Regions from separate parts of the Homo sapiens genome. Here region 1 is linked to region 2. Evidence: chromatin contacts called from ENCODE Hi-C or POLR2A ChIA-PET data. All regions are on one chromosome and are shown on one strand. Each heading gives the region's core, a stretch centred on a gene start or an enhancer-like site at or near the end of the contact. The rest is flanking DNA. Distances are from core to core; before and after follow the strand shown.

The links. A loop is a pair of places that touch in the nucleus more often than their neighbours do. ChIA-PET counts read pairs that join two places held with the same protein, here RNA polymerase II (POLR2A). Pooled maps may share reads with other maps.
Region 1: a loop to region 2 is called in a map of right cardiac atrium, with 4 times the contacts of the local background. The contact joins two enhancer-like sites. A Hi-C loop is called at or near these places in 10 of 168 maps with a recorded cell type or tissue (adrenal gland, heart left ventricle, heart right ventricle and 3 more) and 4 of 50 pooled maps. POLR2A ChIA-PET finds 5 or more read pairs at or near these places in 3 of 52 experiments (GM12878, HepG2 and K562).

Annotation. Positions count from the first base shown.
Region 1 is chr17:72,517,547-72,521,128 of GRCh38, reverse strand. All of the region lies in intron 1 of LINC00673 (long intergenic non-protein coding RNA 673), which reads left to right. Among named protein-coding and RNA genes, the nearest start is that of LINC00673, 73 kb to the left of the region's middle. Within about 2 kb of position 1,833, at least 10 of the 41 ENCODE cell types and tissues checked have a DNase peak (open chromatin) inside an H3K27ac peak, as active enhancers do.
Region 2 is chr17:72,102,790-72,106,598 of GRCh38, reverse strand. The region is part of intron 2 of SOX9-AS1 (SOX9 antisense RNA 1); the gene reads left to right. Among named protein-coding and RNA genes, the nearest start is that of SOX9-AS1, 11 kb to the left of the region's middle. RefSeq lists enhancers at 1-309, 1,242-2,500 and a cis regulatory region at 1,770-1,772. Within about 2 kb of position 1,643, at least 4 of the 41 ENCODE cell types and tissues checked have a DNase peak (open chromatin) inside an H3K27ac peak, as active enhancers do.

The DNA of each region.
Region 1 (3,582 bases), core at 584-3,083, 410 kb before region 2:
TTAGCCGACTCACAGTAATCAGGGCTGACAGATGTCACTCAGAATTTTATTATTTAAAGCCACAATGATTTTCCAAATAACCTAAAAATATATAATCCAACCTCAAAATAGTGTCCTGTAACAGAGGCCAGGGAACCCTATAGGAAATGAAGTCAATATCTTGGCACCTCTTGCTTGCTGGTTCCGGGGCTTTGAACACTTTTATGTCCTCTGAGAAATACAGGAACATGGAACCATATCAAGTTGCTTAGTGAGGCCTCCAAGGTCTCAGAGAGCTGGGGGTGTCTCGGGTGCTTCTCCTGGGACCTAAGCCAGCGTGACACTTCTTCTGGTCCCAACAGCGTTTCCTCCTCATTCTATGAGAGCATGGGTGGAGATATAATAGCCTTCACGTATTTTAAAAATCAAGCATCTTCCTGTCAATAGGTTGTTCTGCTATATTCAGAAGATCACATTCTGAATCTGGCCACGTGGGTGTTAAAGATAGTTGCATAAGGAAGCTAAAGTTTATTGAGTAGATACTAACATCCAGACACTGTGCTAAACCCTCATTTATTCCTTATAATTATTTATTAAATACAGATGCTTCTCTACTAACAATGGGATCACGTCTTGATACCCATCATAAGATGAAAATATTGTAAGTCAAAAATGCAGTTAAGACACTGCTCTTACCAAACACTATAGCTTAGCCTAATGTACCTTAAACATTAGTAGAACACTTACTTTAGCCTACAGTTGGGCAAATCATGTAACACAAAGCCTGTTTTATAATAAAATCTTTTATTTTTTTTTTTGAGGCGGGGTTTCTCTCTTGTCATCCAGGTTGGAGTGCAATGGCACGATCTCAGCTCACTGCAACCTCCGTCTTCTGGGTTCAAGTGAGTCTCCTGCCTCAGCTTCCTGAGTAGCTGGGACTACAGGCATGCGCCACTATGCCCAGCTAATTTTTTTTATTTTTTTATTTTTTTATTTTTAGCAGAGACAGGGTTTCACCATTTTGGTCAGGCTTGTCTCGAACTCCTGACCTCAGGCGATCTGCCTGCCTCGGCCTCCCAAAGTGCTGGGATTACAGGTATGAACCACCTCCCGGCCTATAATAAAATCTTGAATATGTTATATGATTTATTGAATTTTTTTTAGTATCTTCAAAGTGAAAAACAGAATTGTTGTATGGGTACTTGAAGTGTGGTTTCGGCTGAATTTGTTTTGCTCTCACGCCATCATAAAGTAGGAAAATTGTATGTTGGGGACTATCTGCATTATTTATACTTATATCAATGACATTAACAGATAATTAATAGTGATGTATGAATTAAAGAAGCTTGTGAAATTTACTGCCCCATTTTACAGATGAGGAAGTTGAGGCCCCGAGAGACTAAGGAACTTGCCCAGTGTATGAGAGCTAAGAGATGGCAGAACACGTTGGGTTTGCATCTGGGTGGGTGGATAGGGGTTTGGGAGCTGGCATGAATTTCATTGCTGGCTAAAGATCCTGAGCCAGCAGTCCCCGGGCCAGCGGGTGGGACCAGCAAGGCTGTCTTCCTAGGACTGAGGATTGGAGAACTGGTCTGCCTCAACGTGGGAGGGAAGAGGGGACACTTTGCGCTTGGTGCCCATGCCCCACCCTTTCCGAGGAGCTGTCAGATGCTAGGCCCTGTGATCCCAGGTGGAGGCCCAGCAAGGTACCCGCTGCAAGTTATCTTTCCAGATCGGTCTCCAGGAAGCATCTCCGTGTGGCTTCCGAGCTGGGGGAGCTGCAGGCCGGGCTGCCAGCATCTGACTGGCTGTTATTTGGTTTTCTCTGACTAGATCTTTGTTTCTGTGAAACCCTTAGCTGCTGAGGCTCTCGTGCTGCAGCTTAATCGGCGCTGCATGGAGTGCTAGCCTGGTTAAGTAAACACCGTTGGAATATTACCTGTCTGTTAACCTGTCAAAATTGCTTTACAGCCCCCTTTTATCTTCCCCCCGACGGAATTTCCCCTGGAGTTTTCTGCCTCCTCTCTGGTTCCTTTCCTCGCCTGCCCTCCTTCTCCTGCAAAGCTTCCCCACCCCCGGAGTCATTAAATATTGTCAGAGTTCCGCCTCTTATGGCTGCCTTGTTTGCTCAGTTCAGATAAATTGTTGTTGACTCTGTGATGCAGACCAAGGGCACTGGGCTCCCAGCCCCAAGGAAGGAAGCATGAGGTCTGCCAGGTGGGAAGAGGCGAGGGGTCTGGGGGAGGATGCATGGGCGGGGGCCCTGCCTCCCTGGCTGCACCTCGCTCCCCCTGGTCGCCTCAGAAGGAGCCAGTGCTCTGTCCGGCCTCACCGTCTCGCAGGCCTTCTTCCTTCCCTGCTTGCCGGCACCACCCTCTCTCTAAACAATGAGTTTATGAATTTGAGGGTCTTAGGGGAACATCCAGTTCTAACCCTCACAGCCCTTAGAGGCTAAGCCCCGACTCCGTGTTTCGGTTTTAGGCTTGGACTGAATGAGTTCTAGGATTCTTTGGAGATTCCACCTTAAAAAAACTGTGGTAAAATACATATAACAATATAACATCATTTACCGTTTTAACCAACTTAAAGTATACGGTTCAGTGACATGAAAGCATTTACAGTGTTGTGCAACCATCACCACTATTTGTATTCAGAACTTTTTTCCAAGTCCTTTAAAAATCTTTATTGAATGAAAATTGGTATGCATAAATTGTACATTGTTTAATACACACATTTTGAAGAGTCTGGACGTATGCATACACCACCCCAAAAGGAAAGCCTGCGCTCATTAGGCGGTCATTTCTCCATTCTCCCTTCCCTCCAGCCCCTGCCAAACATTAGTCTACTTTCTGGCTCTATGGATTTGCCTATTCTGAATATTCTACATAAACAGAACCTCACAATATGTGGCCTTTCGTGTCTGGCTTCTTTCACAGAGCATAATAGCTTCAAGGTTCTGGAGATCCACTTTTGTCTTCTACTTAGAGGGTGGAGACTGATCTAAGGAACGGTGGGTGACCGCTGGAGACCTGTGGGGAGGTCTTAACTTATTTCTGGCAGTAGTTCCTTGTTCTTGGCAGCCTTGAGCCTCTGATCTCTCCAGCAGTGGCCTGGTACCTGGAGAATTTCTGCTGCATATTTGGGGAGGTCATTTTGACTTTCACTGAAACCGCCAGGCCCTCCCTCTTCCCTGGGCCTCTGCCACCTCCCTGATCCAGTCAGATGCTTCTGTCCTGCCATCTCTGGGTCAGAAATCTGACAACTCATGGAAACAGTTCATCTTTGGGCACTTGGGCTCAGCACACTGGGTAGAAAAGCCTCTCACTTTTAATCAGAGAGCCGGATGACAAAATTAGGGGTGTGTGTTTTGGGGTTAGCTGGGGGTTTGAGTCTCAGCTCTGCCATCACCTAGCTAGGTATCCTCAGTGCTCCCACCTATCAAATAGAAGTGGCCGTGCCCATCTTTTAGGACTATGATGATTGAATGCACTGATAACTTTAAGTTACTTTGTGTAGTGCCTGGTGTTTAGGATGTATACGGTAATTGGTGATTGTTAATGAAATCTAGGTTAAAAAGATAATCAGTGCAGTACCCCATCCTCC
Region 2 (3,809 bases), core at 394-2,893:
AACTGATACTCAACAGATATTTGTTGAAAAGAATTGTGCCTGCTTTGCTTGATATGCTGAAGTAGAAGGAAGTCCCTGCTCTATGCTGGAATGGGAGATTGGAGGGTTGAAGACTGTCCTGCAACAAAGACTGGGCAGATGGGTAGGGCATCTGGTTAAACCTAAAAGCCAATTTTTGTCAATACAGTACAACCTCCATAGATCTTTCAGGGAGTAATTCCAAATCAGGAGTGCCTTAGACCAAAAATGTGACCTCTGTGTTTCTATAACTATGTTAATGTGACCTGTAAAACAGTTCACTTCTCAACAAGTCAGCTTCCTCATATTTAAAATGAGAAGTTGTCTTGAGTTTCTAAAGATGTTTAGGCTGCATTGTCTTGGGCCTGCTCAGGATTTTGACCTCTGAGATAAAAGCTGGATTTAAAAAGCCAATCCAAGCCAAACACCTGGCATTATTAGCATTGTTATTCCATCAGATCTGTTTGTTTGATAAAGAAGCTGGGGGTGGAATTGGTGGTGCCTTAAATACCCTAGCTTGGTGCAGAGGTAAGATACTCTGTCTGGGCACGGTGGCTCATGCCTGTAATCCCAGCACTTCGAGAAGCCAAGGCAGGCAGGTCGTGAGGTCAAGAGATCGAGACCATCCTGGCCAACATGGTGAAACCCCGTCTCTACTAAAATTACAAAAATTAGCTGGGCGTGGTGGCACGCGCCTGTAGTCCCAACTACTCGAGAGGCTGAGGCAGGAGAATCACTTGAACCCGGGACGCAGAGGTTGCAGTGAGCCAAGATCATGCCACTGCACTCCAGCCTGGGCCACAGGGTGAGACTCCGCCTCAAAAAAAAAAAAAAAAAAAAAAAGATTCTCCTTAAATATCATTGCAGCCTGACAGCCTGACATACGTCGGGAGCTCAGTAGACAATCAAACAAAAATTCCCTGAATACCAGAAGATTTGGCTGTTTGGGGTTGAGTGGAAGCTGCCTTGGGAGTTAAGATGGGCTGTAGCTTTTCAGAGGCAATTTGTCAGGAGGACTCATGTCCACATCATATTCTTCGTAATGTGTGCCTCATACCAAATACGTACAATCCCTCCAACCCCCGCCATTTTTTTAAGAGACAGAGTCTCACTATGTTGCCCAGGCTGGCCTAATATTCCTGGGTCAAGCGATCCTCCTGCCTTAGCTACCCAAGTAGCTGGGACTACAGGCACACGAGACACCAGCTACCAGAATCTCTTTTTGATGAGGATGGATTTATGGCAGATAGATAGGTTTTTGTTTGTTTCAAACAAAACTAGATGTCACCTTCCCCTTTCACCCTTTGTTCTCACCTTCTTGTCTCCCTCTTGCAGGCCCCACACATTGATTTTAATTTTCAACACTTAGCACCTGACTTAGTGATCTAAGATCACTGACTCAGAAAACAGGAAAGGTCAGTCTGCCTAACACCTCACCCAGCGTCCTGGGATTAGCATCCAAAACAAACAGATCAGAGATGGGATGCAGACTCCCAAGAGATGATTCCCACATGTGAGAAAGCCCAGGAGAAGCGGATGGCGGATGGCGTTTCTCAAGCTCGCTGACGTCACTCAAGTTCATGATCCAAGGCTTCACCCTACTGGGGTTGGGGGGTTGGGTTCTACTGGAAGAGTGAAGCTGGTGGATTAAGAAAAGTGGTGGTAGGGAGAGGGAGGGAAAGGAGTTCTTTCTGCTAGTCAAAGGAGAAACCAAATAAAATGAATGAAGTCCAAGAAAAATACAACTCTATTGTTTTGGGGGCATAAGAGGCTGGCTTGGAGGCTTCATTGAGTAATTCGAGTCACACCCTTTCTCTGTGGGCCTGAAGGAATGTTGGCTGTTTCTCTGCAGCCCAGGTGGGAGGTGGGTAGACAGGTCTATGGAGATGAGAATTTCTTGGAGCTGTTAACTCTCTGAACATCCCCACGGCCTTGCAAGCTGGGAGGCTGGGACACAAAGAAGCAGGAATGCAGTGCTGAATCAAGGCCAAGGAGCAGCGGCCATGGGAGGGGACGGCGGGAAGAGAAAAAGGCGGAAGAAACCTAGAAAACAGGGAAGGAAGTGACCCTGTTCTTTTTCTCCTCTTCTGAACAGGGGCTTCTCTGTCCTCAAGAGCCCCTTGGCTCCCTTTCATTAAGCCATAGGGCGGATACCCAGGGAGAGGTGGCGTGTCTGGGTCGGGGTTGTGATGGGAAGCAGGAAGCACCAGTCATTTCACAAGAAGGCTTGACATTGGAGAGGGAGCCAGCAAAAACTGGCAGACCCCCAAGGTGGGGTAGGAAAGTCTGGCCTAGCGTGAAGAACACTTGGCTCCACAGAGTTCTGTGGGTTTGTTAAAAAACAGGGCAGTCCACAAAGTTGTGCTGCCAGCCCACCGAAAACATCCCTTTCTCTCCTCATCCTTGATTGTTTCTCTGCAATGACACATCTACCTCTGGTGGTGAACTTCCACAGCCCAAAGGAGGATTAATGTGACCAGATGTCTTGCCAGGATTGTCCGTCCCAATAGGAAGTCCTTAATTATAATTGTCAAGAATGTATGTGGGCTCCTGGTGGATCCTACTACCTTATCTCATCCCTCTTCGCCTTTCACCCTTTCTTCTCTTTAGATTTCAGCAAGAATCATATTTGTGTACGTATAGCTCTGGAATTGCCTGTAACTCTCCTTTGGGGAGAGTTTCACTGTTGGATCAGTCAGTATTCTGTTCCTTCTGTAGCTGTTTGTCCCTTTCCTGGACTGGGAATCTTTTTCCCAAACTCTAGCCTCAATACTCCCCAAATTCCAGCTTGTATTCTTTAACTATTAATGGTGAAGATGCAGGATATACCTCTTCGTTCTTATTCTGGATACACAATTTATCCGACTCATAAAGTGTCCTGTCTTGGTGTATCTGAAACTTCATCCCCGTGAGAAAGATGATGTTGTTAGGGAGCTTTCAATTTTTTTTTCCCCAAAACACTTGTTCTACAGTTGGATTTGTTTTGGTTCCAAGGTCTCTGGACTTAATGCTAATGGAAATTATTACTGATCTAATGCACAGTAGCACTCTGGATTCCGAACTCCTGGGCTCTCTCTTTCTTTTGACCAACTTGGTCTGCGACTTTAGAAAAGCTATGCCACGTTCTCTGTGCTTCAGTTCTACCTCTTGCTCGAAGAAAGTTCCTCATCAAGATTCAGTGTCTGCTCGCCCTTTCTTTGTCCTTTTCCAAGGCCAGGATACTTACTGTAAAGACCTTCGACAGGCTTCCTTGTGGGAGAGTTTGTTTAGAGTGAGTTTGGAGGAGCTTAGGATGAAGGAGGGGTTGGAGGCAGTCAAGAGCTTTTTGGGCTGAAAGATGGTAGTCCATTTGCTTTTAAGGAAACCATACCTCACCCTAGAGAAGAGCTAATCATCTATGGGGCACCAGCCCCAGAATCTTTAGGGTTTAGAATTTGTATGGCAACCACTGTGGAAAATATCTTTGAAGTGAACAGAAGAGGGATGAACCAGTCTGGAAATATTTTCACCATGCCAATAGCCATGTTTACAGTAGAGCATATGGACAGAGTTTAGAGTTGATATATTTCCATCACTTAAAAAAAAAGATGATCCATCCAATAAAGCTTTACCTTAGTGCTTGTGTCTGAATTCTGTTTATCTGATATGACGTAGAAGTACCTAATGACAGCACTTCAACATTTCCCATTATCACAACGATACCATGCAGTGTTCGGAATTAAAAATCAGAACTCAAAGCAGTGCTTTGCAGAAGAGGCTTTGCCAGCTACACAGAAGATTGCTGTCCAAAT